4 separate regions of the Mus musculus genome follow, and all the other regions are linked to region 1. A link is a loop called in an ENCODE intact Hi-C map of the cell type or tissue named here. Cell type or tissue: heart. All regions are shown on one strand. Region 1 holds the start of Metrnl (meteorin, glial cell differentiation regulator-like). Region 2 overlaps B3gntl1 (UDP-GlcNAc:betaGal beta-1,3-N-acetylglucosaminyltransferase-like 1). Region 3 holds the start of Gm30338 (a long non-coding RNA gene). Region 4 overlaps Gm12589 (a long non-coding RNA gene).

The links. Hi-C counts contacts between places; a loop is a spot of excess contacts. Peaks named below come from ENCODE experiments on the same cell type or tissue, not always from the same donor. Only the 100,000 strongest peaks of a DNase experiment are listed, where the experiment ranks them.
Region 2: it touches region 1 in a loop (3-fold over the local background); 10 of 42 quality-filtered maps call a loop at or near these places.
Region 3: it touches region 1 in a loop (3-fold over the local background); 10 of 42 quality-filtered maps call a loop at or near these places.
Region 4: it touches region 1 in a loop (2.6-fold over the local background); 10 of 42 quality-filtered maps call a loop at or near these places.

What each region holds. Positions count from the first base shown.
Region 1 is chr11:121,697,807-121,705,806 of GRCm38, reverse strand. Metrnl (meteorin, glial cell differentiation regulator-like) reads right to left here and starts at 3,380. Exons shown (of 4, transcript NM_144797.3): 1 at 3,012-3,380. The coding sequence starts at 3,181. In heart, no CTCF peak of the experiment used is centred here; DNase peaks (open chromatin) are centred at 2,446 and 3,486; H3K4me3 peaks cover 2,347 bases; H3K27ac peaks cover 1,622 bases; H3K27me3 peaks cover 1,779 bases.
Region 2 is chr11:121,649,092-121,657,091 of GRCm38, reverse strand. It overlaps B3gntl1 (UDP-GlcNAc:betaGal beta-1,3-N-acetylglucosaminyltransferase-like 1), which reads left to right. Exons shown (of 13, transcript NM_178664.5): 4 at 5,419-5,483. Among named protein-coding and RNA genes, the nearest start is that of B3gntl1, 20 kb to the left of the region's middle. In heart, CTCF peaks have their summits at 4,295 (motif pointing left) and 7,019 (motif pointing left); DNase peaks (open chromatin) are centred at 4,311, 4,951 and 6,961.
Region 3 is chr11:121,787,466-121,795,465 of GRCm38, reverse strand. All of the region lies in intron 1 of Gm12589 (a long non-coding RNA gene), which reads right to left. It overlaps Gm30338 (a long non-coding RNA gene), which reads right to left and starts at 536. Exons shown (of 3, transcript XR_389244.3): 1 at 371-536. In heart, no CTCF peak of the experiment used is centred here; DNase peaks (open chromatin) are centred at 685, 1,085 and 4,615.
Region 4 is chr11:121,799,574-121,807,573 of GRCm38, reverse strand. Gm12589 (a long non-coding RNA gene) reads right to left here. Exons shown (of 3, transcript XR_389241.2): 2 at 1,930-2,082. Among named protein-coding and RNA genes, the nearest start is that of Gm30338, 8.6 kb to the right of the region's middle. In heart, no CTCF peak of the experiment used is centred here; DNase peaks (open chromatin) are centred at 3,133 and 4,603; H3K27me3 peaks cover 353 bases.

The DNA.
Region 1 (8,000 bases):
CAGCCCATGGTTAGACAAGCAGGAACTAAAGTAAGGGGTCCCTCAGCCAGACAGACCTCTAACGAAGTCAGGGCAGGTTCCCACTGCAGTACCTACTACCCCAAATCTCCATCTTAAATGCCCAGCATCATATCATCTTAAATGACCACTGATCCACAGGACTTTACCGTCGTGGTGAGATACAGATGATACATCATGCTCCACAGCTATGATGAAGTTACAAATATAGACAAAACTGGTCCTGGTCTACATAAAACTGACAGGAATGATCTGATCATAAGGTAAACTGAATAAATGGCGTCCGCGCTTGTGTGTGTGTGTGTGTATGTGCGTGCATGTATGTGTACGTGTGTGTATGTGCGTGTGTGTGTGTGTGTGTGTGTGTGTGCGCGCGCGCATGTGAGTGTCTGTCCCAGGAGCAGCACAATGCCTTGCACATGCTGGACAAGCACTATATGACTAAGCCATTTCACCAGCCCAAAGCTTTCTTTTTTTTTTTTCCAATCAGCAAGGCTCACTACCCAGATGAACACAAATTTTAATGGCCTTGTAAGACAAATCATAAATTCCAGATTTGTGTGAGGACCCGAGGATGTGAGCAGGACTTGCTCAGGTACACTGCTAATACCCACAGACAAGCTACTAGAACAAGACAAGGGTCTCTACAAGGGTTTTGGATCCAAGAGAAACCAAAAGGTTCTGCTGCTAAGTCTTGCCTTTCATTTCCCACCTCACAAGACAGCCCAGGTGTGACTACGCCTGCCGACTTCCCACTGATCACAGTGAGAAAGTTCATGGTCCACCTTTATGGCACTGACTAATCAACACAAAATTTCCAACTTGATTCCTTGCAAACACCTAGCGTCTATATGAGTTAAGTGAAGTGGCCAGGGCTGTGGAGAGCAACTCCCTTCCTACCAGAGGCCAGAATCCAACATTTTGAGTCTTGCTTCACCCATTGATTTGTTCTAGACTGCTTGAAAAGAAAACACTCATAAACACTGTAGAGTAGCAAGCTTGCCAGCATGCTGGGCAGTAGTCAACTGACCTGTGAAGTGCATTTATAAGTGGGGACCATGCCTATAACAAAAGGGAATATTATGTGTTCTCCCAATCCTATCTACCTACCTACAACTACCAGACACCTTCAGCTGTCCTCTGCAGAGCTGTGCCCTGGGAAAGAAGCCCTCAAGGGAATCCCAGAATAGGAATGAGTTGGGGGAGAAGGGCCAGGTAGGCATAAGGATGACCAGCTACTGGACAGTTCCCACTGCTCACACACTTTTGGAGGCCTTGGCCTGGCTCTGGAGAAGGACAGCAAGGGGAGAGGGGGAATCCAAGGGGACAGGTAGCCAGCTCACACTGCCCAGACTTGAATTTGGGGGCTGCCACCCCAGCAGTCACATGCATCACGAGGTAGTCATCTGGTTCCACTTAAATGAGAATGGACCCACAGAAATAAGGTGTCTTTTAGTTTGTCTGTACTCAATCCCTCACTACCTTGGGGAAAGCCACCCCTCACCATAGATCCCCGGGCTCAGGGAAAGGTAGTCTTCCAGGCACATCGCCTTCTAAGAACCTGGAAGAAAAGCAAGTGTCTGGAAACCTCATTTAAAGGCAGGCGTTCCGTTTCTGGTTTTGGTCTGCCGGAACAGGGCACACCAAGATCTGAGGTTAGAGTACACTAACTCAGCAGTGCTGGTTGTGAGCAGAGAATTAATTACCACGGGGAAAGGGCCGCCCGGTAAGAGCTTAGCATCACAGGCTCATGGCCAGCTCTATGATGGCGCCAGCATTCCCGAGGCCAGTCCTCCCTCAGATCCAATCTGCTCTTGTCTGCCCCAAGCCCTCTAACTCCCTGCTCTTGCCAGGCAGAAGGGATTTCTGCGGGAGAGAAAGCTCCAACTCCCTTAAAGACCGGTACTGCAGAGCTCAAGAAGCTGCTCTCAATCTTTCAGTCCAAGCACTCCAGCAGGAGTCTTGATGAGGGTTGATTTTGGTCTCTGTGGTTTTCTCAGAAAGTCAGGCACTGTAAGTGTACAAGATAATCATTGATGCCCTGCTTACGCAGATCCGGGCACTGCCCAACATCCACCTTTCTCAGAAAACCCTCTTGACCAAAATCACCCACCGCACGCATTGCCCCATGAGCCCCCTTCACTGGAGTCTGTGCTTCAGACGAGATCGTGTACCTCCCCAGGCCTGCGCAAGCGCCCTGCCCCTGGGATGAGCTACATCAGACCCCCACCGCCGTCCCAGCCCACGTTTTCAGGAGACCCGCATCAGCGCAGCGCGCTATGCAAACCGCTGAATTGGCAACTTGCAGCTGTAAAAAACTGGCTCTGCAAAGAGAGGGGGCCGGCCGCTGTGCCTGGCGCGTTCTCAGTGTCCAAAGTAGCTACGACTCCTCAGGCACCCCGCCCGCGCACACTTGTGACTTGTGCTTCTTTCCATACGTCACACTTCAGTTAAAACAACAGCAAAAAGTCCTCCGCTGTCACTGCTGATGGGGACGAGAGAGAAGTGTCACAGGAACCCTGTGCCCTGCTGCCAAGGGCGGCTTGACCTTCACCAAGCGGGCTCAGGGCTCTACCCTACTGCATTTGGCCGCAGACAGGTGTCGACCCCATCTCTTTGCCCCAAAGATACGGTCTGCAGCCGATACGGGTCTCGTTTGGACCCCACGCTCTCCACGCCACAGCTGTCCCTCTAGATGAGCACAATCCCAACCCTTTCCCAAGAATCAGAAATCCCAACCGTTGGGAGGACCAAACATGCAGCCTATGGAGCCCAGGAAACCCACTAGGGCAGTATTACGCGCGCGGAGAGTGGGCGTCTTCCGAGCTGGGACCCAGATGCCACCAACTCTTTTGTTCTGAAACCAGAGCTAGGGCGGGGGTCACCGGACTTGGCCAGCATAGCTGTCCCTACCCCGCAAGCTCTGCCACTCGCTGCCGAGGGCTCCGGTCCAGGTCCAGGGAGTCCACGCTGGAATCACCCGCAAGACTCACCTCCCCTTCCAGCTGCACAGGTCGCTGGAGTACTGAGCGCTCGCGCCGCCCAGCAGCAGTAGTAGCAGCAACAGCAGCGGTGGCGGCGGGGGCGGACCCGGCCCAGGGCCCGGGGACCGAGGCCACTGCTGCCCCGCGCGCCTCCGGGCCGCCCACACCGCACCCCGCATGCTCCGGCCGGGTCTGCGTCCGGTGCGTGCCTGCACCCACAGAATAGGCTCTTGAGGCAGAGCGATGGGAGGCGTGGGTCCGCGTGCGAACTGATCACGTCGCGCGTCTATAGCCCATCCCGGCTCGCCCCTAGCCGCCCACCACAGGAGCCGCCCAAGCTGCAACTAGAGAAGCGCGCCGGCTGCCCCTAGAACCTCTGAGCTGGCAAGTTCCCGGACCGTGGTCTGGCTCAGCTGGGGGGCGGAACCGTGAAGCCACCCCGCCCTCGGCCGAGCTCCGCCCCCGCCTGGCCTTCGGCCCGGGCCAGCAGTTCCGCCCCGTGCGCCAGCTCACAGATCTGTGTCCTGCCAGCTCTAGCCTGGAACGCCCTGGTGTCACGCCGCAGATACTCAGTGGGCAGCATCTCGCCGCACAGGACAAGGGAAAGTGCAGCTCGGAGTGGGACAAACGACTTTGCAAAGAACGGGAACAAGGTCAGGGAGGAGGGCTGGGGCTGGGACGAAGAAGCTGTAGGGATGGGGATGGAAGAGTTTGGGCCTGGGGGAACTGCACTATTATGCACGAAGTGAAGAAATCTGAGCTCCTTCCAGCAGCTAGACACCATCTTTTAGACAGCCTGAGTGGCCTCCAGTGCACAAGGACTATTGTGATGCTCACAACTCAAGAGCGGTGGCTTCTTGGGGTTCCTGGCACCCTCTCTTTCTGTTCCCCAGCTCAAAATTTGCCTTGGGAGGGAGGAGAGAGAGAGAGAGAGAGAGAATATCAGAGAGAGACTGAGACTCTGCCATTAGTAAGCACTGGCAGCTTCTACGAGGTTATTCGAGACTCTGGAACATCCATCCCATAGAAAGGCCTCAGGTGTGCAATCAGTCCCCAGGCCACACTTTCAAGTGTCCTGTGGTCTCTTGTTTAATATTCACTTTGTCATCTTGAAGCTGAGGTTTTAGGCTGGATGCTTCTTTACAGTGAAACCTACCTTGGGCAGTGTGGAGCTTTATCGTCATTTCATCTTGGGACCCATTCTATACTTCAATAGTATCTCCCATCCCGAGTTTGACAGATCCAATTGTCTCCAAATATCCTTCCAACAGAAACAAAAAAATAACCATCTGAGAGCCCAGTCTGGCCATGAAGGGGCGTCGCATGGAGATCATGGTGATCCTAACATCTAGTGGGGGAGCTACACAGGAGCAGGGCAGAAATAGGGAGGTGGAGGGACACATTCTCTGGCCTGGAGCTTGATTTAAAAAACAAACAAACAAACAAACAAAACAGGGAGAAGGTGATGAGGCAATCTTTCTTCACTTCAAAGCCCCAAACAGTATCAAATGATGGACGAAACTGGCCTGGATAGGTCAGGAGGAAACAAGGGATTCCAGAGTACCCTCTATGCATGAGGAAAGGCCTAGAAATGCAGTTTATTTATTAGGTGGCAACCATACTGAGAGTAAGAGGGACAAATTTATGTCTTCAAGAGGAAGAGCCAGCACCACCTGTGGCTTTGAGGCCACTAAACAGCTGAGGAAAGGAGAAGGTCTGGGGATCTGGAAAAGACATCTGAAGTTTAAGAATCAGTGTAAAACAGTCGTACAGCTGAGCAGGTCTTTCTACTCAACTAAAACCCAGAACTGGAACCCTGCCTCGAATATAAAGTGATGTCACCTTGAAATTCAAGGCCCTGTTTGATGCTCCAGGGACATACCTGTGCATTGAGAGCTTGAAGGTCTACTCCACCAACGCCAAGGCCCTTAGAGTATACACCTTGTCCCTATCACTGCAGGGTTCCAGTGCACAGACATTATATGAGCCAGGTGATAACCCCAAGCAGGTGAGGAAAGGAACCTGCCAATTGCACACTGTAAACTCTGGCTACTTTCTATATAGTAATCCCTTTTACTAGGGACTCTGTAGAGATGAATACACAATTTGCATGTAGCCAATCATGTCTCATCCATCTTGGAAGGCCTATATGGCTCATCACAGTTCAGATCGTAGCATGAAAGCAAGTAGGAGTGCTATCCGGTGCAGATGTTAAGAGCTAATGACCTACAGTCACTAACAGAGGGCTCAGGTTGACTAAAGCTGGTTCTGTCCCAGGGAATGGTAGAGGCTCATGTGCATTTGTCAAAAAAACAATGGAACACAAGATTGAACTGGAATCTATACTTTGCCCTTTAGTTTATGACATACAAATACTAGCTCATTATTACTGCACATATATTAAGACAAGATGCTAATGACAGTGGGAGGAAGGAGTAGATATCGGAGATGTCTCTATTTTCTTTTCAGTTTTTGTAAACCTTTAAAAATCCAATAAAAAAATTTACAACAAGGTAAGGGTGAATATTTGTCTGTCAGGGTTCTTGCAAGAATCCCATATGACATCGAGGAGGTTGTCTCTGCCTTCCAGGACCCAGATCCTCCTGTAGGATCACTGAAGCAGTTATCTCCTTGTTCTCATCCCCCTGATCCATTACCTAGCGTAGGTTGGGGACAGGGCAGCAGACCTGGTTTTCAGAGCTGTCGCTGGGTTAACTACATTCTGCTGGCTTGTGAAGTTTTGTGCTGTAGAGATCCTCATAGACTCCTGATACCTGTGCTGACCCCTGTCCTGCAACATCTGCAGAAAAGATATCCCCCAACAGGCAGGACTCCTGGGGGCAGGAGAATGATGTAGGCCAAGGCTGTTAGGTTGCCTACGAACCACTGTCCAGTACTCTTAGATCCTAGTAGGTTAACCATGGACTCATGGGGGCCTGGACAGTCTCTCAGAGGTTTCCCAGAGGCCCTTTGGGAAGTTCTGTAAGGAAAGAGTCTGATATGTGTTGTTCCATGATAAGTGGGAAGGGGCCACTTCTCAGGTAACATTTTATAGGCTAAACCCAAGAAGGGCTCCAGCATCTCCCTCCTGACCTACAGTGGGGAGGATTGGCCCCTCCGTGGTCCTTGCATCACTGGTACAGAGTTTGATACAAATATCTGTGATAAATTCCAAGTACAGCCCCAGGGTGGAGCATGTGTAGCTAGTCAGATGTGAGGCTGAGAAGGCATATGGCCTCACAGATCTGAGGACCAGGATAACAAGTACAAGATCAGCTATGTATGTCTGGCCCCAGAGATTTTCTGCCACACAGTGTGAGCTACTACATTTCATGGGACGCAGCAATAGAAAGAAGATGCTGGGGGCAGACTCTGTGGAGCTATTCATCTCTCAATCCTTTTAAACTTTAAAATGTAAATAGGTCCTTGTGAGTGATAGGCTATGTAGCATAGATACTAATACCATATTCTGGTTTCCACAATCTATGGTGTTAGGGCCCAGTTTTAAACCTCAGTTACTTCCAAAGTAGGATGGCTTTAACTCCCAGAGTGAGACAGGGTTCCCAGTGTCAACATGTACCTCATTCTTCGATGGGAGCTGGTAATTGGAGACTCTCAGAGACAAGATTCAGCTCTCTCCTTTAATGGAAGGCACATTAGTGGGAATTCTGTTTCCCCATAGTAATGGGACTTTGTGCCACAGACACAACTTAACAAACTGCCAGTAGTGATAGCTTTTGCCAAATCTTGAGATTTCCAGTGTTTATCAATGATGATTCTGTTGCACAAAATGACTATCATTAAAGAATCATCTGAGAAAAAAATCTGCCTTCTTTCAGCATGTGAAGGTTTTGAAGGTAGCGGCCATGCCCTGCTTTGGCCCTTGGTGCTAATCTGAGAACACTGCCCTACTCAACCCCAACCCCCAAGTCATCTGTCACCCCAGTATCCTCCTCTGAGTTACTCTGTTGACCTTCTGGCAAGGACATAATTATAATAATTGTGGTCAAATGATGCACAGAGAGCCAACGCTTGTAATTTAACATTTAGCAACTGCACTGAGTAACCTGTAATTACGACATGAAACAGCCTAGAGGCCTCAACTCAGCAACCTTCACCTAGCTCCCCCTAACCTAATTTGCTAGCAGGTTTGCTGTCTATGAGTCAGAGAAAAGTGGGAGAAAGGGAGTCTTGGCTGGCTCGACCTTCCTCAGGTCCAGAGAGCAAGGGGCTCAAGGTCCACAGCCACAGATTCAAGTTCAGGCATACTGGCCAATGTATAACCTAAAGTGTGTAAACACAGGGCACCTAAGTGTGGGCAGCAGTGTGGTGCCTGGACGATCACAGCCTAAGGGGCAGAAAGATGTAGTTACCCCACCAGTGGGCACTTGACTCTTGAGGAAGCTCTCAAGGGAGAAGGGGTGGCCATAGGAGGGGTTCAGCTACATCAGAATTCATACATGAGAATGACAGCTGACGTATAAGCAGATCTTAGTTGTTAAGTCATGTGACCACGGAGGCCCAGGCAAAGAAACCTATGATAGAATACCAAGCCATCAGCACGCACCTTTAATCCAGGTACTTGGAAGGCAGAGGCAGGTGGATCTCTGAGTTCAAGGCCAGCCTGGTCCACAGAATGAGTTCCAGGACAGCCAGGGCTACACAGAGAAACTCTGTGTCATACAAAACAAAAAAATCAACCCATACATCTAGCCTATCATTGTTTCTGGCCTGGAAATACTGACCTATATCAAAAGCTGCCTATGAAATTAGGGGACAGATAGTTCTGCCTGGGTCAGGAGAAGATGTCGAGGAGCTGAGGACCAGGGTGAGAACTGAGGGCCAAGAGATATTTATGTGCTCCTGGTACTGTAGTAGCTGAGAGAGAAAAGGTTTGAAAAATAAACTCAGAGAACAGGATGGAATGTAGTGAGGTCACTATATGACCGTGGCCATAATCTAGGGTGTGGCTGAGTGTCCCACCAGTCAGAAGGTCTA
Region 2 (8,000 bases), 49 kb after region 1:
CAGGGCCACCTCATTACCTTCTAGTGTATCATTATGATTCTTGCTATTTTAAAGGTATTTTCTTTGAAAGATATCTTAAAAGATAGTTAATACTTCCGTTTTGAAATTTTTGATGTTGAGTCAAGGTTTTTGTTTCTCTTTCCCTTTAAATGATTAAATGATTTGCCTCATAGTCTTTCTTCTCACTGTAATAAGTCAGGGACTTTAAGGTCTAGACTTGAAAAGAATGCTCCTCATACAGTACTTAAGATTAGAACAGGGGAGCCGGGCGTGGTGGCGCACACCTTTAATCCCAGCACTCGGGAGGCAGAGGCAGGTGAATTTCTGAGTTTGAGGCCAGCCTGGTCTACAGAGTGAGTTCCAGGACAGCCAGGGCTACAGAGAAATCCTGTCTTGAAAAAAAAAAAAAAAAGATTAGAACAGGGGGTGGTCTGGTCATTCTTAGTGACAGATGGGTCCTCTCTGGCTAGGACTTCTTTTTAATAAAAAGAAATTTAATTTTTTAATACTTGTTTAATTTCCAGTGTGCGTGGGTATGAGTGTGAGGTCACACGTGTGTAGGTCAGACGATAACCTGAGGGGTCGATTCTCTTTCTGCCGGGTGGGTTCTGGAATCACACTCAGAGCCTCACATTGGTGGCAGAGGTGCTCACACTTACTAAGCCATCTCAGCCAGCTGGGTAGAGCTGGTAAGTTGATTACTTGCTTCCAGGATTGGCTGTGTTTGAAGCCATCTGTGATACTTTAAAACCCCAGGCGCCTAAGCCCTGCCTAGGACAGAGTCTGTCTGTCTGCAACTCTGTTTCAGCACTGGAAGTGGTGGAAGCATCCCAGGGGTTCTGAGGTGAATTTAGGGTTGAAAGCCACTGCCCTGACGTTTTAGGAGTAGCATACTGCCTTAGTCAGGTTTCCACTGCAGTGATAAACACCATTAACAAAAGCGTCCTGGGTAGGATAGGGTTTGTTTCACCTTACAGTATCTAGTCCCTCAATAAGGGAGTCAGGGCAGGAACTCAAAGCAGGAGTCTCCTAGAGGCAGACATAGAAGCAGAGACCGTTGAGAACCACTGCTTATCTGTTTGTAAGTCCTGGCTCATTTGGTTTGCCTTCTTATATACCCCAATACCAACTTCCTTACACCCCACAACCACCTGACAAGGCTTGGTGCCACCTCCAGTGGGCTGGGCTCTATCAGTCATCTGCCAAGAAAATGCCCCACAGGCCAACCTGATAGAGGCATTTTCTCAGTTGAGGTTCCCATTCCTCAGATCTAGCTTAAGTTGAGTGTCAAGCCAGCACAGAGACCCTGTTCCCATTTTTAACAGTGTCCAGACCGGGCAGTCTGTGTAGTTCCAGTGTATTTCAAGGGCAGCAGGCAGCAGGTAAGGGTTCCCTCTCGAGGACTCGTTGTGACAGCTGCTGCTGCTGCTAACTCCCTGAGCCTGGGCTCTTAACAGCTTCCTGTGAGATCTTGGGTAGAGTTGTGTGGGTGAGAGGTGGAGGAAGGAGGTGAGTGTATCTGGCGTGACTTGATGGCTCTCAGGAAGAGGAAGGGGAGGAAGAGGAAGAGGAGGAAGAGGCAAGCCTTGGTGTTACCAGACCTGCTGCTACACAGCCACCCTCCCTTCCTGCTGTTCATCTTTGCTGCTAATGTTGCATCTGGATGGCTGTTTTAAGGAGCATGGATGGTAGAGGACCTGTGCTCCTCAGGTCCCTTAGTGATCCTGCTCCGCCCCCTTTCTCCTCACTTCGTGATTCATCCATCCTGCCACCCCCTTGTTGCTTGTGATCCTTCCTTCCTGCCTGCCTTCCTTTCAGTCTTGTCTGTCATCATCCCCCAATATCCAGACACCAATCTAGGTAACATAGAATACTGGGTCTCAGTGTCTTAAGGACCTTGGACATAGTTTCTCTCTCTCTCTCTAGAAATTCATTTATTTTATGTATATGAGTACACTGATACTCTCTTCAGATATTACAGATGGTTGTTCCATGTGGTTGCTGGAATTGAACTCAGGACCTCTGGAAGAGCACTCGGTGCTCTTAACTGCTGAGCCATCTCTCCAGCCCTTGTCTGCTTTCTCAAAGTAGCTTATGCCTCACCCACTCCCAATCTGAAAGCCTGCTGTGCTGATGTTACACAGCCGTCTGTGGTCTCCTGCTAATGTTTCGTTTATCTTGTGTTTGTTGTTCTGGGTGAAGTACAGGGTAGATGTTGGAAGCTGAAGTCAGCACTGTTGGGCTGCTAAGACTCAGCTGAACCTGGTCTGTCAAGATCAACCCTAAGAAACGTTGCCTCGGGAGCGCTGTCTGAGGAAGCAGAAGAGTAGTCAAAACACAACTTAATAAAACATGGCTAAAGACATGGCTCTGTCAGTTAAGTGTTTGCCTACCAAGCGTGAAGACCCAAGTTTAATTCCCAGAATATGTGTCCAAAGGGCTGGGTGTGGTAGCATATTTGGAGAAAGGCCAAGCCCTTGGGATGGCTAGCCAGGCCTGCTTAGGGAGAACCAGGCTCATGAGAGACCCGTCTCAGAAAAGAAGACAGACAGCAGCGTCTGAGGAGTGAGACCCAGGAATAGCAACCTTCTCCCATCTTGTGCATCTGGAAAATGTTAATATCTTCTGGAAACGATTTCCCAGTTCCATTGTCTTTACGTTGAAATACAAAACTACATGGGTTCCTAAACAGTGTATGTTTCAATTCTGAAATGTGAATTTGAAACTAAATGTTCTTTGATATTTTTAGTTAAGAGGGATTTTGCAGCTTCTGTCATCGAATAAAAAAGGCGTTTTGCTAACCGATATTTATTGTCTCCACTTTAAAGACAGATTTCATCTTTTATAAAACCTGAATTGCTTGTCACTGAGTCATATCATGACTGAATGCATTCTGTCTGTGACAAGGACAGTATATAAAACTAAGGACCCCAGGTGGAGTGCCGGGAGATGACATCACCTCATTGTCCATGGGAAGTGAATGAGAATTCATGGCAATCAGGAGTAAGGCGCAGTGGAGTTTAGCTGGTTCTTTGGAAAGACGCGTTTTCCTGTAATATATTAAATAGGACATGTTACCTTCGTCATTAGATAACATAAATTCAAGCATTTTGTTTTTAGGAATGCTGGGTTATTTGTAGTGGGTTAAGACTCACTTTTTAAAACTAACCATATAACAACAGAAATAGATTTTGTCGTGTGGCTTTTTGCAAAGGCAGTGTGAACCACACAGCCTACTGCTCCTCTCCAGGAGTGAGGAATGTTAGTATCTCCATGGAGCTAGGTTTTTCCTGTTGGAACCATAGCAACCGACTACCCTCACAAAAGGACTGGCCTCCCCAAACATGGAGCCCCCGCACAAACATTGACTTTCTTCAAGGCAGTAATATTAGAGCAAATCCCTTGTCTTTGCCAAACACAAGATTCATTGTGAGAAACTTCCAGCATCCTCAGTGGGCTAGGACCCCCTTCATTACAGATTCGTGGATTCAGTCTCTCTCTTAAAATCTGACTTTCCATAAGCAACGTTTGTAACAGAATTCTGTTAATTTTAGCGTGCTTATGAAGAAGGACTTGTTGTTTTTGTTGGTGAGGTTCTGAGGAGGGGTTTATTCTCATGCTTGCCTTGCTCTGCAGGGATGGCCCTGGGGTTTCCTGGTGGTTGCAGATCTGTCTCAGGGTAGGAGGTATCACATTGTTGCAGATCTATCTCAGGGTAGGAGGTATCACATGACCTTTCTTGGTCATCTCCTCCTTTGCTTTTGTTTATGCTAATGGTTTTTCAAAATCTGGCCTTTGTTAACTGGTTTGGACTGGCCAAGTTCTAGAGATTAGTGCTGGAAATTAAACTGCTACTTCTTACGAACCTGGCAGGAGGATCAGGTTTGGGGTGGATCTTAGGAGCATGAGCAAATAGGGCAGCCTCGCATTGTCTTGTGTCTTGCTTTTCTGTTTTCAGTCATAGCATTGCTCCTCCTGCCCCCTGGTGTCTCTGTCTTCCCCAAGTGCGCCCCCCCCCCTCGTGATTGTGTGTGTGTGTGTGTGTGTGTGTGTGTGTGTGTGTGTGTATTCTCACATTTGGCTGGTTCCCTCAGGACTGACAACTTTCCTAAGCCGGTCTCAACTTCAAATACCAAAGAGATTTATTGTTTCAACTCTGTTCACATCCATTTTGCTTTGTGTGATTTTCTCAGTGGCATCAAGACTGTAACTCTCTGGTGATGTGATTCAGGTGTTGGTCGGCTCTCTTCCAGGAAGAATTCACCCTCCTTCAAGCCGCATTAGCGCCCTCTTCTGGTCTGAATGCCCTTGAATGGATCTGCCTTGGGCACCCCTGCTGAGCTTGTGTCACATTTTGCACAGTGCCCCAAATATCCAAGCCTCTGTAATTCTCCTGACCATAGGGCGAAGCTCAGCCCTCTTAGCCCAACAGTCGGCTCCTGTGGAGGAAGTCTGCACCCAGGGTTCTGCAGGCACTGTTGCTTTTACACAGTTCCCTTTGTAATCCTCTGGGGTGATTTTTGACTTTTAAGTTCTTCTGCTTTCTCAGTGCCACTCATTGCGTTGCCACTATGGGGGCATTGGTTTGTTTGTTTTGTTGGTTTATGTATTTATTTATTTTTTTACAACTTGCTAGTAGTATCTTTGAAGGAAATGATTTTGTAAAATACTTTAATATGTCCCCTGGGGATAAGGCATCCCAGTCCCTGAAGCCAAGGCCAGGCTGGATTCTTCATCCAGGACAACCACTTTCCCAGCCCTTTAGCCCAGAAGGACCTCTTTGCTTGAGTTCTGTGTCCCCTGCATGCAGTCTGCTTCTTTGGGTCTGATTCCTGTGCTCCATCCTACAGTAAGGGTCTGCTTCATCGCTGTGTGAAACCCTGGGCTGGTTCACTGTCAAGTAAGTCATTCCGTTTGTTTTCGTAGTTTTGTTTTTCCTTCAGTTTAGGCTGCCCCAGCTCTGGACTTTTGCGATGACTAATCATGACTAAAAGTTCTCTTGGGTCTGTGTTGAGCAATGAATGCTTGACCTGGGTTGGGTGTGCACACACCCAGATGTGGCAGACATTGTCAGTCACCTCGCACTGGTCAGCTAGCCTTCCATGAAGTATTCAGATTGAACATTTACTGACCAGTCATATACAAGTATGCTTTGTACTGCACCCACTTAAGCAGACTTTTGCACTCTCCTCTTTATTTTAATATAGTCCCAGATGCCTTATCCTAGGCGTTCTCTAATATCATCACTGAACATGGACGTTGCTTTCTATTTAACTCCCTTTTATTCCTTCAGCGTTGTCCCTGAGGTTTGGGTGGCCGTGTGGATTGACCTCGGCCTTCTTGGGGTGTTAAAGCACACTGAGCTTCATGCTGCCGAACGCTGAGTTCTAAAAGAATTGTCTTCTCTTTTTCTAACAGTTGGATATTCTAAAAACCAAGCCGTCGCACAGAGCACAGGGTCTTACCTTTGCTTTTTGGATTCAGTAAGTAGCTCTCTGTTTTGTTGATAGTGGCTTTGCATATATTTTCCAAACAATGATTGGGAATTTTAGTAGGGTTCTTAAAAATACGTTTTTAAATATGTTGGAATGAATCTCAAAAGTCAAGTTGAATAGGTTGTTGCTAGCATCTAATTAGCAATAAGTAACATCATATAAAGTGTAAAAGAGGACCACAGGGGATATATAAATAAGCAAAATGCTAGCAAATATGATGCTTCAGGGATTAAGAAATGGAAATGGACAGCTCCAGGTCATGACAGCTAGAGCAAACTTTGAAGCAGATTCATAGGCAAAGCTAAGGAGAGGATGGGTAGGTGACAGGTAGACTTAGACAGAAATTCAATCAACGTTATATCAAAATTTGAATTTGTGACCAAACAAATTAAATTAGCAAAATACTTCCACAAAGCAAGTTAAGTATTTTCTTACTGTTTTTTTTTTTTTTTTTTTTTTTTTTTTGCTTTGTTTTGCTTTTGAGATGGGGTTTTCTGTATAGCCCTGGCTGTTCTGATACTCTCTTTGTAGACCAGGCTGGCCTCGAACTCAAAGAGATCCACCTGCTCCTGCCCCCTGAGTGCTGGGATTAAAGGTGCTCAGCACCATGTTGACAGCGTGAGTGTGCCTTATGTGTGACTCAGCACCACACTGACAGCGTGAGTGTGCCTTATGCTGTGGCCTTGACTCCTAGTTGTCACCCCTTGGTGTCTCAGGGAAAGACTTGTATGCAGATTTGCCTCAGGTTGTTTATTATGACAGAAACGAGAAGCTGGTTACCGTGTGCTGGCTGAGTACTGGCGAAGAGCCCCGGCAGACCGTCAGAGAACGGTCACTTTTATGGGATGCTCAGGAGTAGGACACTTGGTTGTGACGGATGAACAGACTCTGTACAGACTGTGCTGTCCTTGAAAGTTCTCGTGGAATAAAGCAAAGCAAAGGGTCTGTCTTAGACAATACAGCTTTTATGTACCTGAATTACTTCATAGGTTGGGCTCCTGGCTTCTTAGAAACATGCACACCAGGGCTTATGGAAATGGTAGCCATTGGCCTATGCAGCTGTTACAATTTTGTTCATTTCCAGTTGCTGATTCCAGGTACACGGAGGTGGGAGAATGCATAGACCAGGAGATGAAGCCTCCCTCCCATGCTCGGGACAAGAGGAGAACTGACCCACAGCGTTGCCTTGGGAGGTCTGACATTTTCAAGTCAGAGTCCTGCATAATGTTGTATTTACTGAATTTCAATAGCACATTTGTCAGTAACTTACTGAGGACAGATGTGGCCAGCTGGATGTGGAAGTGTGTCTGTCACATACCGTGTGTGAGTTTTGCATTTGACCTATCCATTTTAGTGTGAGGTTATTTATCAAACAGCTTTGGTATTAGCCGTGTAGAACGCACTCAGCTCTAGGAAGCAGCTGAGGAAGGTCAGGCGTTGGCGCAGTGCAGGCTATCTGGCAGGATAGGCCGTCTGTGGGCGGCTGCTCTGCTCTGCTTAACCTAAGTTCTGGCTCCACCTTCAGGCGCTAGCTATTCCCCTAAGCTGGAAACAGAACAAGCTGCTCACGCAGAGATTGTGTATAGCTGGCTCTGGAAGATCATGAGATACATGGGAGTGGGAAGCAGGAATGGGACCAGAGGCTTGTATCTCTCGGGAGGGAACTACAACATTTCCTGTAAGACTGTCTATAGTTTAGGTGGGCTTACCTTGTTTTAAAGTGGAAGTTATAACAGTCAGACTGTGGTCTTAAAATGGGTCCCAGTAAGCAAATCTCCCTCCACTAAGACAAGGCCCTATCACTTTAAGCTTCCACTAATTCCTTGCCATACTGTAGTGGTTATTCCTTGTTGTCAACTTGACTATATTTGGAATGAACTACAATCCAGAATTGGAAGGCTCACCAGTGACCCTTATCTGGAGGCTTGGAGATCCTTATCTGGATCTTGGTTTGAAGATCTTGAGCCACAGTGGCTATGTATTCCAGAAGATTGAATCTCAGAGTTTAAGGAACACACCTTTAATCTGGGCTACACCTTTCATCTGGGATTAAAGGTGTGGTGGAACACACCTTTAATCTGGGCTACACCTTCTGCTGGAGACAATATAAGGACATTGGAAGAAGGGAGTCTAGCTCTTGCTCTTGCTCCTTCGCCTGCTTGCTGCGTGAGACTGAGTAACTGCTAGATCCTTGGACTTCCATTCACAGCTGTGACTGAACCATTGTTGGGAATTGGGCTGCCGACTGTAAGTCATCAATAAATTCCTTTACTATCTAGAGACTATCCATAGTTCTGTGACTCTAGAGAACCCTGTCTAATACACATACCCAACTGGGAACCTTTGACACATGGGCAGTAGGGAGATACTTTCATTTTAAGATAGAGTGCCCAGAAAATGTCAGAGGCGATTTGAGGGGCTGCTGCTAAAGATGAGGCTGATCACCAACAACCAGACCGAGAGGAGGCGTATACAGCTTTCAGCTCCAGCTGCCAGGGCTGGAAA
Region 3 (8,000 bases), 90 kb before region 1:
GAAAAGCAGGAGGCCAGAACAGAGGCAACTCGGGATCTAGATGGTCTTTCTAGATCAGGGTAAGGTGACCTGCAATGCCCGAGTTTCATATTTTCATCATCGTAGGGAAAATGGGACTCCAATCTGGCTTCAACTTGACTAAAAATAATAAAGTAAAATGCTACACTTATATGTCTGGCCTATTGGAGATGTGAAGTGAGATTTAAGTTTGCTTTGATGTGTGCTCAGGGAACCAGTACGTAAGAAGTGAAGCAGCTCACTCTAACACTCTACAAAGGTAGACAGAAGAGGAAGCAGGGAAGCACTGAGCATGTAACCGAAAGCAATCTGAGTGCAGAGAAGTATCAAGCCGAAAGCCAGTACAGCTCACCTCGGGGAACCCATTGATGCCTATGTGTCTCAGTCCCTGCACAATCTTGGGAACAGCTGAACTGTACCAACAAACAGGTGGGACCCTGCTGCTTAACTTGAGCCAAAGTGTATAGCATCCATCATCAGCTTTGCAAACAGCTTCCAGGGCTGTGAGCAAAACAATCCCAACCTTATTTTCCACAAGCACCAACAGATGTTTAAAATTGGGGAGGAATCTCTAGACTAAAACATTTCTCAGGCAGGGCCTCTGGAATAGCTCCAGGGAGCTGCACGCCCATAGCTTGTGCTGTTGTTCTAAGCCGCCCTTCACACATCAGGAATGTCAAACAGAGCTGACCTCAGCACCCTGAGAGCCCCACTCCAAACAGAGCCCTGGGCTGTGCTCTCCAGCAGCAGGCAGATCTGGAGTGTTTGTCTAGTTTAAAACAAGCTAGTTGGATGGTGTATTACTTCTCCAACCAAATACTATTGACGCTGCATGCACAACCATCTCTACTGCTCCTGAACTGCATGCATCGCTCAAGCCTGCTCAGCACATTTAGCAAGTGGAAAAGAGATGATTGTTTCTCATTTCACTGAAAAATTAGAAGGAATCAAAAAAAAAAAAAAAAAAAGATTTCCATGTGTTTCCTCCAGGCATCTCCTGATCCCTAGCCAACTCTGTGAACACACCCAGACTAGAACTTCCTTAATTCAGGAGCTTGACAGTGATCCTCCTCCAAGCTGGGTCCCTCCACACCAGTCAGGTCAATGGGGTCACCATACAAAGCCTGCAGGCTTGGCCACTGACTGTCTCTGCCCTTTACTAGGAACAGTCAAGAAGATAGTATTGTCATCTTCACATATCCTACACTTTTCTTAATCCTTTCCCGGAGACGTTATCTTCTCCATTACACACACACACAATTTTTTTTAGCTGGGCTCATAAGTGGCCTACCAGTTGCCATCTGGGCATCAAATCTTAGTGTTCTTTCAGCTTATCAGCGACATCCCACACAGGGTATCATGCCCTATGGAAAATGAGTTCTTCCTTAACTTCATTTCCAGGCCTATTCTTTAGCTGTTCTCGTCACCATGGCCCTGTATTATTTTCTTACTTCTGCTAAAACAAGCCATTGAAAAGTTAGTGGCTTCAAACAACTTTCAAAAAACTGTATGTGATCTCATGGTTTTGAATAACAGAACTCCAAAAACAGCTTCTCTGGGAAAAAAAAAAAATCAGGATTTAGCAAGATCACCCTCTTCCTAAAAAGATCCAAGTGAAACCTTAATTCTGGACTTTCCCAGCTGCCCATGCTTCATGATCCCTCCCTCCCTTTCCAAGCCAATCTCACCCCTCCGACCTCCGCTTCTGTCCTTACATCTACTCTGGTGCTAATAGTATTGTTCCCTTTTTTAAAGATGTTGTAACTCTTTCAGAACTATCTCATCATCTTTTCTCATTTTCATCTGCAAAACCTCTTTTGACATATAGCACAGCATAGTGACAGCTTTGGGGACTAGGATGTTGGTTTCTTTGGAGATAATTGTTATGCTGATCACAACCCGGTCTCCAAAATTTTATACATAAAATTCATTCACATAATCCCAGCATCTATAGAAATCTAACCCATTAATATTAAGTTCAAGTTTACAAAAGTCTAAATATAAACCAGTTTTAAACTCCCAAACTTCAGCAGTCTGGAACACAGGCCTATAATCCCAACACTTGGGATTTTGAGATCAAGGTCAGCCTGGGCTACATAATCAACAAATAAACTATGAAGTGTATAAATTACTACATAAATATCCTAAGTCTCATCATCCCAGTCAGGAGTAATTGAGGCTCTAGGTGTAGTCTATCCAGATGTACAATATTCTCCATTCATGAGCCCATGAGGGACAGTTACTTGCTCCAGTATGACAATGTGGCAGATGCATGTCAACATCCCCATCAAGAACCAAAAAATTAAGAGAAAAGAGATACCCATGAGAGTCTAGATGCAGCAGGTGTTTGAGAATTCCTATCTTATTTTCTTTCATGGCTAGACATAGAAATTTGGACTCCTTACTCTCCAAGAAGGTCCTCTTGACTCCCTAGCTCCAACAAGTCTCCAATATCCCCACCCAACATACGCAGGTTCAATTTCCAGTACCCACATGGCAACTCACAGCTATCTGTAACTCCAGTTCCATGGGATCTGACACCTTCATATGCAGGCAAAACACCAATGAACATAAAATAAAATAAAATAAAATAACCAAGCATACACTCTCCCAGCTGTAAGGAAAGGTCAGAACTTTGGGGCTCCTTGATCAAAACAGAAAAGAGGCCTGTTTCCTTGATACTGGATGGTGGGACATTCTAACTGTCTCTGTAAAGAGGGTTAGGCTGGGCCAAGCATGTGGACACGGAGCCCTGAGGGCCTGCTTCTCTGAGGATAAGCACGCCAAATGAGGCAAATTCTATTTTTGCTACTTTTCTCTAACAGTCTCTTATGTGTCAGTTTGTTCAGGCCTCACCACTACTTCTCCAGCTCCCATCTTTTGCTTATGGTCTGTCTCAGAGCAATGCATGGGTGCTGGTAGCAGGATGGATTCTGCCAGAGTCAAATTAACTAGACACTAAACCTGAGTTTATCCACTTGTTAAATGGGTATCAAAGACCTACCACATGAGCTTTCCTAGTAAACATTATATCACACAAATAACCATAAACTGACTAAAAACTACAGAAACATATTCTCTAATAGTCCAGGAGGGCAAAGGGGAAATACCAAGGTAGGAAGGCTCTTTCCTGTCTCTCCCAGTTTCTGACGGCTCCAAGTGTCCCTTGGCTAGTGTTTGCCCAATGTAATCCTATCAGATGAGACAATACATACAAGGAGCCATGCAGGATGTTCAGTCCTCTGCCTTTCCAGATGAAGTGTGGGTAATGGCCAAGAGGTGGTGCCTATCAATCCTACAACTAGCTCTTATCTGGACAAGATGATCTTCATTTCAGCTGCAGCTCAAAGAAAGCTAATGAGAGGCTATAGGTCATAGGTCATGTAAGGAGTAGCCTAGCTGGCCTTGGCTGGAGATCTGTCCTCTCTACAAGAGAGAGCAGGATGCTTATCCTATTTTTACCTTGCCTTAATCCTTCAGCCACCCCATAGCAGAAGATTGTTTTCCTCCCATCCTCAGTACCACAGATGGCCATGAAACCTGGTGTAAATATTGGAATGTGGTCAACAGAACAAGGAATTGTTCTGAGCAAAGGTTTCAGAGGCAAAACACATCCTGCTAACCCTCTTGCAGTTTCTGTCTGGAACTTGCCCTATCATGCTTCTGCATCTTCCACAGGATCTTAGAAAGAGGGATGAGGAGTGACTCTAATATGAGATGTTGCGGCAGAAGCGGAAATTCAGAGAAGTCCTAACCCAGTGGGATCAGCAGGGCAGTTAGTGTACAGCACTGTTGTAGCAATAGCTGAAAAGGATCTGGGGCCCAAAGCAGGGAAACGGCAAATTGTGTTATGTAATTTTTGTTTTGTTTTGTCTTAAATCACAAAAGTGCCTCCAATAACCTAGAAAACAGGAAATGTACCTAATGTAGCCCTGGCTTTGCAAAGAGCTTTCCAAACAAAACATCACCAGAATGAATTAGTTGTTTCTACTGTGCTCAGTAACATACCTTGAAGGGGAAAAAGTTAATCCACAAAAGAATAAGCAAATTGGCAGAAGAACTGAGAGAAAATATAGGAGTCCCAGAAGTATAGCTTTTGTGAGACAAAAAACTGTGATTGTTTCTTCAGCTGATAATTGTGGAATATTCAATCTAGGGCCTTCAACTAGAAAAGGCTTCCAGAATGTAAGAGAGTTATCAGGGATGTTTCTGCAATATTGTCAGAGTCAATTCAGGGGCAGAGAGACAGAGACAGACAGAGACAGAGAAAGGCAGAGAGGCAGGCAGGCAGAAAGACAGACAGACAGACACAACTCTCAAAGAGCAAGGTCAAGGAGTGAACACTTTGCAATCATAGGGATTTCTGCTTTGAGGGGCTTATCTCAGTGTTTTCAGTAGCTGGAACAGCCCAGGGCAGCAGCTTTGTCTGCCATCCTGTTATGAAGGAAGGGAGTGTGACTGACACAGACAATAACAAAAGTGAGCCAAGAAAGAACAGGACACCCAAGAGGCTAAATCATGGCTGATGACACCACTACCCTGCCCTGAGCTAACCTTCATGGTATCTGAGCCTCTGCCAACATGCATTTGATTTCAGACCAAACCAGCCAGGTCACCCAAATCAGGATTAGCTCTGGTCCTGGGCCCAAACCCTTACCCTTGTCAGGAGACTTGCATAGCCTCCGCCCCCAGGACCCTGCCAAAAACCTGCCAGTGCAGATGTTTGTGAGGCTGCTCCAGTGCGCCAGGGTTACACTGGGAAGGGAGGTACTTTTTGAAGCTGTGGTCACTGTGTTTGGTGTACAGAACATGACAGCAAGGAGGAGAAGTTCTGGGATTTAGAGCCAGACTTGGTCCAAATCCTGGCTGTTTTGTCATAATCATGTGGCTCTGAGCAAGTTGTTTATGCTCTTCGAGTCTCAACATCCATTTGTGCGAATCAAAAATACCACTACCACCAACTGTGGAATGTGATAGAAAAAGCGAAAGATACTCCTCATCGGGCAGGCTGCCTGTGATGATCAGTGTTAATTGTCAACTTGGCAGAATCTAGAATCATCTGGGAGATGGGACTCTGGGTGTGCCGTGGAGGAATTATATTGATTATATTAATTCGTTTGGGGAGACTCATCTCAGCTGTGGGTGGGACCGTTCCCCGGGGAAGGCATTTGGACTATATAAAATGGAAAATGGAAACCAAATGTGCATTCATTGCTCTCTTATGACTGTAAACATAACTTGCCATCTTCAAGTTCCTCTTCATTGGTGTCCCTGCCATGATACCTTGAACTGTGAGCTAAAGTAAGCCGTTTATCTCTTCAGGTGCTCTTGTCAGGGTGTCATGGCAACAGGAAAAACTTAAAAGACAACAATAGTATGTTCCTTAATCATCTCATGAATGGAGTCAGTACAAGATGAGGAGATCTGTGACCCTGGCAGCATTGTAAAGGGCCTGAAGCCAGTACCCACAGAATCTGTGCCCATAAATGTATATTAGGCATGGATGAAAAAAATGTCATCAACATTTCTGGCCAGAACCATACAACAAGGCAAGATCCAAACATGGCCTTGGTATCACAAGATTCAATTCATCTTCTTAGGAAAACAAAAAGGCAATGCAAAGCCGGCAGTCCCAGGAGTGACTAAAAGAGGAAGCAACGCCCCAGCAACCAAGCCATGGAGATGTGTACAGAAGCAGAGAGGAGCCAGTGCCTGGGAAGGTGCTGGAGGGTACCACTTGTGCTGCCTCCAGAAGAGAATGGCAGCATTACATCTGTGAGAAGAAACCCCAATACAGCTTTTCTTGAGCATCAGCCGTTGCATAGCCTCTACCATGGTATGCTTCTGCTTGACAACAAAAACCAAGGTTGGTTCTGATGTCAGTAACAAACATTTTTCATATTTTTAGCCTGTGCAGCTTCTCTCAGCTCTGCTTCTCATAACTGATACAGAAGACAACTCTGAGCCACTCTTCTGAAGTGCCACAAATTCAAAGGAGAGTAAGACCGAGGTCAGAACCACTTTCTCCCTCTTTCCTGCCTTCAGCGTCACTTTCTAAAACAGTGCAAGGACTTCTTTTTGGACCTTGGACTTTCTTGGAGATCCAGAAACTGGAGCCTTCAACACGGAGGTTTGTCTGGCCCTGACTTGAGGAAGTTTCATTATTCCTTTTCTATGGATGGAGCCAGACTTCAAAGAGACCACCTGTCCAGATGCTCCCTGCTCCAAGATCATTTCACCTGAGGACCCAAGCCATCTTCCAAGGCTTTCTAGCATGCTCCACAAATTTGCTTAGGGTAAACTTATCCCTTCCAAACTGACTAGGAACCTACAGGCTCTGTGAATTCCAGCCTAATGTCATTTTCACCATCAACAATAATGCTGGCCAGGACCATCCTCCTCCCTTGGAAACCTAAAGCTCTCTCTTAACCTTAAACCGGTGCTGTTCCAGGCAGCCATGTCCTGTCTAGCTCTTTGTACCCATGCTGTCTCTAGAAGCTTCCCACCAGACATCACAGCTCCTCTGGCAGGGATTCTGGTCTTACTGCTGTTTTAATTTGAATTTCACTGAGAACACCATGGTTGAGGAACCACATGCACACTGCCTGTTTGTCTCAGTTACTCATCTTTCCCTTGAAGATGCTTATATATATACATACATACATAGACAAGGAATGACTTGTATATCCTAAACATTAAACTGATGAGGCTTAGAGGTTGGAAATATCCTGCCCTACGTGCCACATATAATTAAAGTTGTGAAAGGGCTTCTACATCACTTTTGTAGTCACAGTGAATAAACAAAGTAAATGCCTTCACTAGGCCCCACCCAGTTTTCAGAAAAATAAACTTGGGTTCAGAGATACTGCTTCCCTGGACACTCTCGGACAGAGGTAAGAAGCAAACTCAAGACACACATTCCGACTTGTGGAATTTGTGCTATGATGGTACTCTTCAAGACTTAACTCTGTGAAACCTTGATAAATGGTGGTTCCCTGAGTTCACACATATTAAATCTGAATTTAGGATTGTGAAAGGAAGGATATTCTGTTTTATTAAAATTTGCCTTATAAAGTCAAATTCAGAGGGGAAGTATTTTAAGGTTTTGCTCAATCTCATGTAATCATCTATACCAGGAGTCTCTCTTTTTTTCCATTCTATTACTACAGCCTGAACTGCTTGCCCAGAACACCTGAGGTCACCTTAAGGCCTATGCCACAGTACACACCCCTCCTATATCTTCCTGTGGAGTTTGGAAATATGGCATCAAGGAGACCCAGGCCCTGCTTTGTCTTGCAGAAACTATATGTAAAAAACAAATGAACAAACAAACAAACAAACACTGGGAGGGCTTGGAGAGAGATCTCAGCTAGTAAAGCACTTGCCGGGCAAGCATGAGAACCTGAGTTTAATTCCCAGTACTGGTGTGAAAATCCAGTTATGGAACTGTGCACCTAAAAATCCTACCACAGGTATCTTGGTAATTTTCTGGTTAGTCAATTTACTAGGGTCCAGGTTCAATGAGAGACACTGTCTCAAAAATAAATAAAGTGTAGAACAAATTGAAGACATGTCCTTGACCTCTGGTTTCCATGTATATACATGCACACATATGTCCACACATGTACACACACATGAACATATGTGGGGAACCTAGAGTTCAAATCCAGTCTTTACTAGCAGTGAATAACTGGGGATGAGGAAACATAGGATATCCAACTCACCACCCAGCTGAAAGCTACCATACACATGGTAGGGTCCTTCTGGACATCTGCCAACTGCCTGAGAATCCCTCTGGATCAGACAGCTTGGAGAAAGACTCTACCTATCTGATCTGCATATGTGAGTAAAATCTCACAGTCAAAGCCAGCCACCCTAGTTTCTCCAAATCATGGATCTTAAAGGGATAGTCACACCACCACCTACTGTGAACATCACCTGAGCCCAACCATGAGTGCACAGAGGTTATGTGAGACACTCAT
Region 4 (8,000 bases), 100 kb before region 1:
GTGCAGAGATCAAATTCAAGTTGTCAGGTTCGGCACTAAGTATGCGTCCTTACCCACTGAGCCATCTCCTAGCACGGCTTCCTCCTCCCTTCTGCTCATTCTTCAGATACACCCCAGCCTGGCAGGAAGCTTGGGTGCCATTAAGAATTCCCATGAGATATTAGGGGGAAAACAACACCTGAAGGGGCTCCTGGAGCCAGAGGCTTGCTGACAACTTAGATAAAGTATCCTCCCCATCTCAGATTCAATTGTAAACTATTCTGCCCAAAAGTTCACTCCAAGGAAGACCCAGTCCTTTGGAAGCCCCTTATGAAGAAAAAGGAGCCACCTATTTGTCTGTTGCTTCCTAAGAGTCTTCATGAGGATGATGGAGGTGGTTTGGAGCCTGTAGCTTAGTGTTTGCAGAGCAAGTGCTGGTATGTACTTCAGAGGCTTTCCAAGGACTGTAAGTAAAAATGGACTGGACAAAAAGTTGGCCCAGAATATGTCAAACAAGGCAGAGAAGAGTCCTAGACCTGATCAGTGCTGAGATGGTGCCTCCCTCCCTCCCTTCCTCAAAGCCCCTCTGTCCTGTGACCTTACACCCCAGGACTGCAGTGTCATCCTACTGACCTAGAAATGCTGACCTCCAAATGGCTCAGACTCAGCAGAAAATTTTCAGTGGAAACCATATGAACATCTTTCCTGGAGTCCAAAGGTGATGCATCACAAGAAAGACCCCAACTTCCCTCCACCCATCCGGTCCCTCAGAGGTCGGCCATGCTCAGGGTGCATTATAGTCCCTATAACCAAGATTCAAATGCTACAGTTGATCTTGTGTTCCTAGCTAGGGCTTTCTGCTTCTTGGGATCTGACAGGGTACTTGGGCTGGCATTGGGAGGTAGGACATTAAGACACCCAGTAATCTCATTCAGGAGAATCTTGAGGGCTTTCTGAAGTGGAGGTGAAATATTTATACCAGTTAAACCATCTGGCTTCAGTGATCAACTCAGTTTTCAGTTTTCTTCCCTTCTCAAAGGTAGAGTTGAGACTAACCTTCTAAGGAAGGCTTGGTCTTTTCAGACAGACCTATCCTAAGCTTTCAAGAGTCCAAGACCCAAATGACCACTTAATTAGTATCTAAAAGATACTAGTCACTGTAGAGTTCAAGAACTGTGAATTGTGATATGCCAAGAACCAGAAACAAAAATCAAACATATGTTTATCTTGTCTCTAAGCAAAGAGGTATATACTGTGGAGGCTAAGGTGAAGAGACAATGCTTAGGCAGGCTGAAGGAGAGTGGAGTAAGGATCTAGGAGTGGCAGGGAGATCCACAGAGCAGAATAAAGAAGAGCAGAGGATGAGGGAGTGGGTAGGAGGGACCACAGTGGGTAGAACTACAGATCAGGAAAAATGCAGAGGTGGCTAGGGAAGTGAGTGGTAGGTGGATCCACAAAACAAAATAAATAAAAAAATGCCGAGGACCTCATCCTAATAAATCTCTTAATCTCACCTAAGTAATAGGGACAATAATGCCCATCCCACAGCTTTGTTAGGAAGATGCATAACAAAGTCTCTGGCACAAAGAATGGATGGGGGAACCATTACCAAGCCTAGGCTCCACTGAGCCCACGCTTCCAGCTCCAACCATGCTGGTTCAGCCCTCACACTACCAACTACAGAGCTGGGACCTGCCCTTAGGCTATGCTCTGAATTTACTTAGCCATGGCCTATGCAAACCTGCTGGTGCCTAAAGCCAGGTTAGAGACATTTGAAGAGAATGAAGAAAGCAGCCTTCTGGTGTTATCTAGTTGTATGTGGACATGAGCATGGATGGGCTCGTGTATAGTCAAATGTATGGGACAGTCCTGTCTGAGCATGCACATACAGGTGTATATGCATGGGTGTGCATGTATAGAGGCTATATGAGTAAATGAATGCATGTGTACCTGGGGGCAGGCTCATGGTGCTCCTGGTCCAGGTAAGCAAGCAATCCTTCTTCTGAAAAATACCAGCCAAGCAGAGGGTCTGAAGCCTTGGTTCTTCTGACAATCAGAATCTAAAGCTCACTCAGGGCACAGAGTCCATGAGCTTCTAGGAATCTGCAAAAAAAAAAAAAAAAAAAAAAAAAAAAACAAAATAAAAAATTGAACCTAGAGAAAAATAACTTCCACTGGCTCAAAATATAAAAGAACATTGATTTTGATCTCTATTATCACACCAAGATTTTGTTTGGGGGATTCACTATAAAGTATGCATTCCTAGAAGCCCCTCCAGTTTACGAACTCTTCACATCAGCACTTATCCAGCCGAAAGAACCAGGAAAGAAGGGTCAGTCCAGGGTGAGCAATCTCCAGCCCCAGCCTACCGCAGCAGCGGCTGGTAGTTCTGCATGTCCTCTTAGGGACATCACTGCCGTTTTTCTAACACCTCACAGTCAAGCTAGTTTTCTAGCAAACTGGCTGTCTGGGCTCTTTGCTGACCCTTCCACCCCATCCTAGCAATGGAAACCTGAAGTCAGAGAGTTCTAAGGGCCCTCAGGCTTCAGGTAGATGAATGAGCCGTCTCTGCCCACAGAACCCAAACCCAGTAGAAGCCACAAGCTCACTTTCCTCTGAACATATGGTAACCTAGTAGTCTGAGCTTCTAAGGTCTCAGCACCCATTTTCCTAAGCTAATACAAACCAAGCAAGCTTCTGACACAGTCAGAAAATGTGCCAGCAGCCTTGGGTGACTGTATAGGACATTGTGAAACATCGGTGACCACACAGGCTTTGCTTCTTCAGAAGTTAAACAGAAGCCAGACCATAGATTGGCCATGCTGTACATGATACCCACAACTTCCCAGGTAAGGGGGAGCATGGGCCCAGAGGAAGCTTGAAGGCTGTGGAGTATCCACACACACATATGTGCCCCCCTCTTCCCAGACCAGCTCTGGTTAGTCTGAATCCAGGAAGCAACCCCAGCCTTCAAAAGGTATGGAAGCCACAATGTTAGGTGCTTCCTTGGGCCAGGGTATAAGGTAAGGTGAAGAACTTCCAAACAGCCAAGAAAGAGCCCCAAACCCATGGACTGTCCACATCTTCCTGTGACTGATTCATGTGTTTCCCGTGACAGCCGCAGCAACATCACATCCGTTCTGAGGACTATTTTTAACTGACTTATGTATTTCTTATATGAGGAAGGTATCAGCTCATTTCTGCAAGACTTCTGCAATGTGTTCATGTCAGCAGTATTGACACCAGGATGGAGCCAGTCGGGCCTTCAAAAATCATGCAAAATTTATGAACTTAGAAGTGTGAGTCAGGCTTGCAGGCCACTCATTTTGAAAAAGGAAACTCAGTTGTCAGGTCTTTCTGATTAATAAACACATCCATCTTGAGAGAGAATGCACTGTTTCTTTAAAACCTTTCAGAGATGCCATGGAAGAGAGTTTATGGATGGATACTGGCTCTACCCACTAACAGTTGATGATCTTGTATAGGTAGGCAGGGCTTCTGAACAAGAAAGGAACTAAGATTTAACTTTCTGGGCCCTAGAAAGGTTCCTTGAGGCCTGAATATCTTGAGGGCACATCTCCCTTTCAAACAAATGTGCACTCAGGCCTGCATGAACATCCAGGTCCAAGTCAAGCCTGGGGGACTTGTAGAGATTGTCTGTCAGTGCCCTGGGTAGCAGTGGCCTGGGAGCATCAGGACTGTCCCACTGACCTGATCAGTGGTGCCTGTCCTCTTAACACCAACTCTAAGCCAGCTCCAGACAGACTCCCTTCTCTTCTCTGGTCTCCATGCATGCTCTCAGCAGGAGGCTGCCTACCCAGCCTTTGAACAATTAGCAGACAGCTACAACAAGCTAGGGGAAGAGGACTAAGGAGACCCAGAGGCTCAAAGATGCCTCCTAAAGCTTTGTAAAGTCGAGTTTGGGATTGTGCAAGTTCAGGCAGCCCCGATAGGCCTGAATGAGAGCAAGAAAAAGTGCTACAGAGCAGCAGTCCAACTAGAGGAGAGTCTAGAAGGGTGTCCCTCAATGCCTAGCCAGCAAGGAAGACCATCATGTGCCTCCAGAGCCCAGTGGTAGTCACAGGACTAGAAAGGCCTGTGGAGTAAACACAGTTTCATCCTCATCTGGGTGGTGTTATATATTATAGAATAACAAGGAGCATTGTGGACTCTGCTTAGCAAATGAGAAAGCTGAGACACTGGGCTACACATCTCCAAACCTGCTCCTAGAGCCCCCCAGCAAGCATGGTAGTTTCCATCTTAGAAGCCCCAGGCTGGCCAGAGTCTGAGTCTCTTAAAACCCTTGGCAGCCTGAGGTTTATCTCTATCCCAGGACACTAGGATGGAAGGGCCATGGTGGAAGAGGGACTAAACTAAGTTCTATGTTGTTCTCACCAAGTTTCCTAGAGGCTTTGAGAAATCAGTTTCTCTCCTTGCTTTCCTCTCTGTGGGAAGAAGTAAGATGGCAAACCTAGTAAATGGTTGGAGGCAGGACCTGAGCCTGCTGATAGTCACCAAAGCTGAGACACCGGAAGGGTTCACCAGAGGGTATTGTTTTCTTCGGTACAACCATGTTCTTGGAGAAGAAGGAACTAGAGGCTCAGCCACCAGCCAGCACCCAGCCTTAATGCAGGCTGGACTCCAGCCCAGGAAGTTGGCCCCAGTCTCTCCAGCCCTCTAGGCTATAATTTGTGTCCTCCAGGGCTCAAGATAGCTAAGGTTTAATGTGGAAAAAATGGTTCCACTCTGTCTCACCCCATACCCCAAAATAAACTTAGATTAGGGACAAAAAGCATAATTATAAAAGTTTTGGAAGAAAAACACTAAATGAAGTCTTTGCCCTCTCAGGAGAGCAGGCAAGAGGCAAATTCCAAAGCCTATAGGAAACAACTGACTAATTTGGCTTTATAAAAATTTTTTTAAAAAAAGTACTTTTGTGTGGGGAAAAAATAGCACCATTAGAAAGGTAAATTGGCAACATCAGCAATGTAAACACAAAGTCTTGATACTCATTGTACACAGAGAGCTACCACAGATCAACAGAAAGAAGCAGACTCCCGACAGAAACAGTGAAGGATAAACATGCAGGACATTAGAATGGATAGGAAAAAATATAAGACTTCCCTATTCAACATAACAAAACTTGAAAAACATTTAAGGACAAAAGGCTGAAATGGATACAAATGGCCGTGGAGAAGCAAATTGGAGCCTCCTCAGGGTCTGAAGATCACACCAGTTCTATAGAATGACACCCGTGCAGAGGCTGTGTGACATGAAGACCTGAAAAGCACTTTCCTTTCCAGAGAAACCAGGGCCTTGGGGGACTTGGTGAGGAGGGTAGTGGTAGTATATGATACAGGGGTGCCATCTTAGACTGCAGGTCCTTGTCTGACTGCCCTAGGAGATGTGGACAGAGAGTTTGGTGAGGCGACCTTCCCTAAACTTCAAGGAGTCCTATCAGCCTACTGGAGACACAGGCTGGTGACTGGGCCTGGGATGCTGTATGGCTGCAGCACTTTTCAAGAAGCAGTTGCCCACACCCCATCCAACTCACTTCTAATGTTTCAGGGTCTCCCACCGCATCCATTCCAGGCTAGACCCCCACACCCAAGACTCTCTTCCCTTTGGGGGTCAGCCTTCCTATACAGCAGTGTCATCTCTCCCTTCCCTTTCTGCACCCAGTGAGCTGAGGGTGGTGGTATATGCAACACATTGGAATGAGTAGGGGTAGTTTATGCCTTCCGGAGAGTTCCTGCCTCTAACTTTTTTTTCCCAGCATAATATTTTCATTGATTCTTTGGGAATTCCACATCATACACTCCAATCACCTTTGTTTCTTAGTCCTTCCCTGTCCTCCCCTCACCCTTGTTACCACCTCCCCAGGGAAAAAATTATATATACATACATACATACATACATGTGTGCATACATGCATGCATGCATGCATACATACATACATACATTCACTGGGGCATGGCCAAACTCTCAGGGACTTGTCCCCAAATAAAACTGTCTTTCCCCCTACCCACCACCATTGGAAGTCATTTGACACCCCAGTATCCTATCACAGTTTTTAAGAGTTCTCTCTGATGGCTTTCTGTCTAGGCTGTTACTGTTGGGGCTGGGGGGATAGAGGTGTGGGTTCTCACAGAAGTCTTCTTTGTTCATCTTTCTCACAACTGTGTGTCTGAAGTCATAGATATCATGGAGGAAGTAGTTTATTTCCTCTTTATGAACACTGGGAGCATAGACTAAGGGCTTCCATGCAGTTTCTGGCATCAGCGCAGACTTTGAGCAGAGCTCCCAGTTACAGTAGGACCATGGACTAGATAAGACACCTACAATGAAGCTGGAATCACAGACATCAACATGGCTTCTAGCTACAGCATAAACCACAGACATCTGTGGGATACTCAATGTCAACACTGGCCACGGACATCAATGCCAACCCACCGCAAAGGACCACAAGCCCAAACTTGGCCCTCACAAGCCCAAACATCACCATGGACCCAGGTGGCAGCACAGGCTACCCACATTCATGCCCCACCCCCAACATCAACATGGCTTCAGGCTGCAGCATAGATCACAGATACTCCTGTAGCCTTTGGTGGTAGCATGTGCCACTGACATCAATATAGACCCAGACATGGCCCTCAGTAGCAGTCCAGACCAGGTCACCACTATCATCTCAGGTGGCAATGCAGGCCACTCACATCAGTATAGGGCATCATGACCTATGGACATGAACACGAATTCAGGCCACAGCACAACCCATGAACATCTGCATGTAGTCAGGTGACAACATGATTAGCAGACATCAACCTAGACCTAGTCTACATTAGGGCCACTGACACCCATGCATGGACAGCCCTTAGCATCACAGAACACAGGAGTGCTTCAGGGAGGTCTAATCTAGAAAGTAGATCATTCGTCTCAGGTGACCCAGTGTCCAGGCTGCTTGTTTGGGGTCTGGATCTGTGTCTGTTTAAGCTCCAAGCTCACCAGTTCAGCCTCTTTACAGTACATGCTCCACTCCACACCTCCATCACCCATTCTTTCCTCACTACGATGCAGCCAGGTAGCTGGCTTCTGGCTTCTGGCTTCTGCTAGGGTGGGCACCTGCCCTAATTTCGTTTGTGACATGAACCAATAATTTGATACAGATGTCTGTGAAAAATCACAGCTGGATACATGGGGTGGATGGTGGTTGGCCACAAAGGGCTCCTATCTTAAGAACCAGGAATAAAGACTGAAGGGTCTGTCCCTGGGGATCAACCTGGACCATTCCAGGCTCTCAGGGACTACAGGGAGTACACGCTGGAGCCAACATCTGTGCTGTGGCATCTCAATAGAAGGAGAAAGGAGTGGTTTGGGGACAAGTCTCGCTCACATTAAAGCTATCTCCCAGCTTGGGGCTACTGTTCTTCCTCACTATACCACAAGTTACTGCAAATTTCCACTGCCAAGGAGGAACCTGGGCTCATCTGATTGCACCATGACATTGGGTCATCCTCCTCTCCCTCCCCAGTTCCCACCTGAGCTTAGAGCACTTCAGGAAGTCTCCTCACGTATATCTGTATACCTCAGAGCACCTGCCTACCACACCCACCAGCAGTTGCAGGCCAAGGTTTGGGCACAGAGGACCAAGGATCACATAGAAGCCTTGGCACTGAGCCCGCCAATGGAAGCTGTACCCTCCTGTGCCCAGTCTTCACTTACCCTGTTCTGTTTTCTTACAAAGCATTCTTTCACACTCCTCAAACAAGACATGATTTACTGACATGTGTTTGCTTGTTCTCTGCAGAGTTTCCCAGTAGTGAACAGCAAGGGTGTCCAGCTCTACCACCTCAGAACTGAACAGCATAAGGCATTCACTCACTGGAGTGTCCTAAGAGAAGCCAGCCCTGAATCCCAGAGTGTCCAAAGGCAGATAGGATCCAAACTTGGCCTCAAATTTAAAGCCTGAAAGTTAAAGAACAAATACTACTTGGTGAAATGTCGACAGAGCACGTGTCTTACCC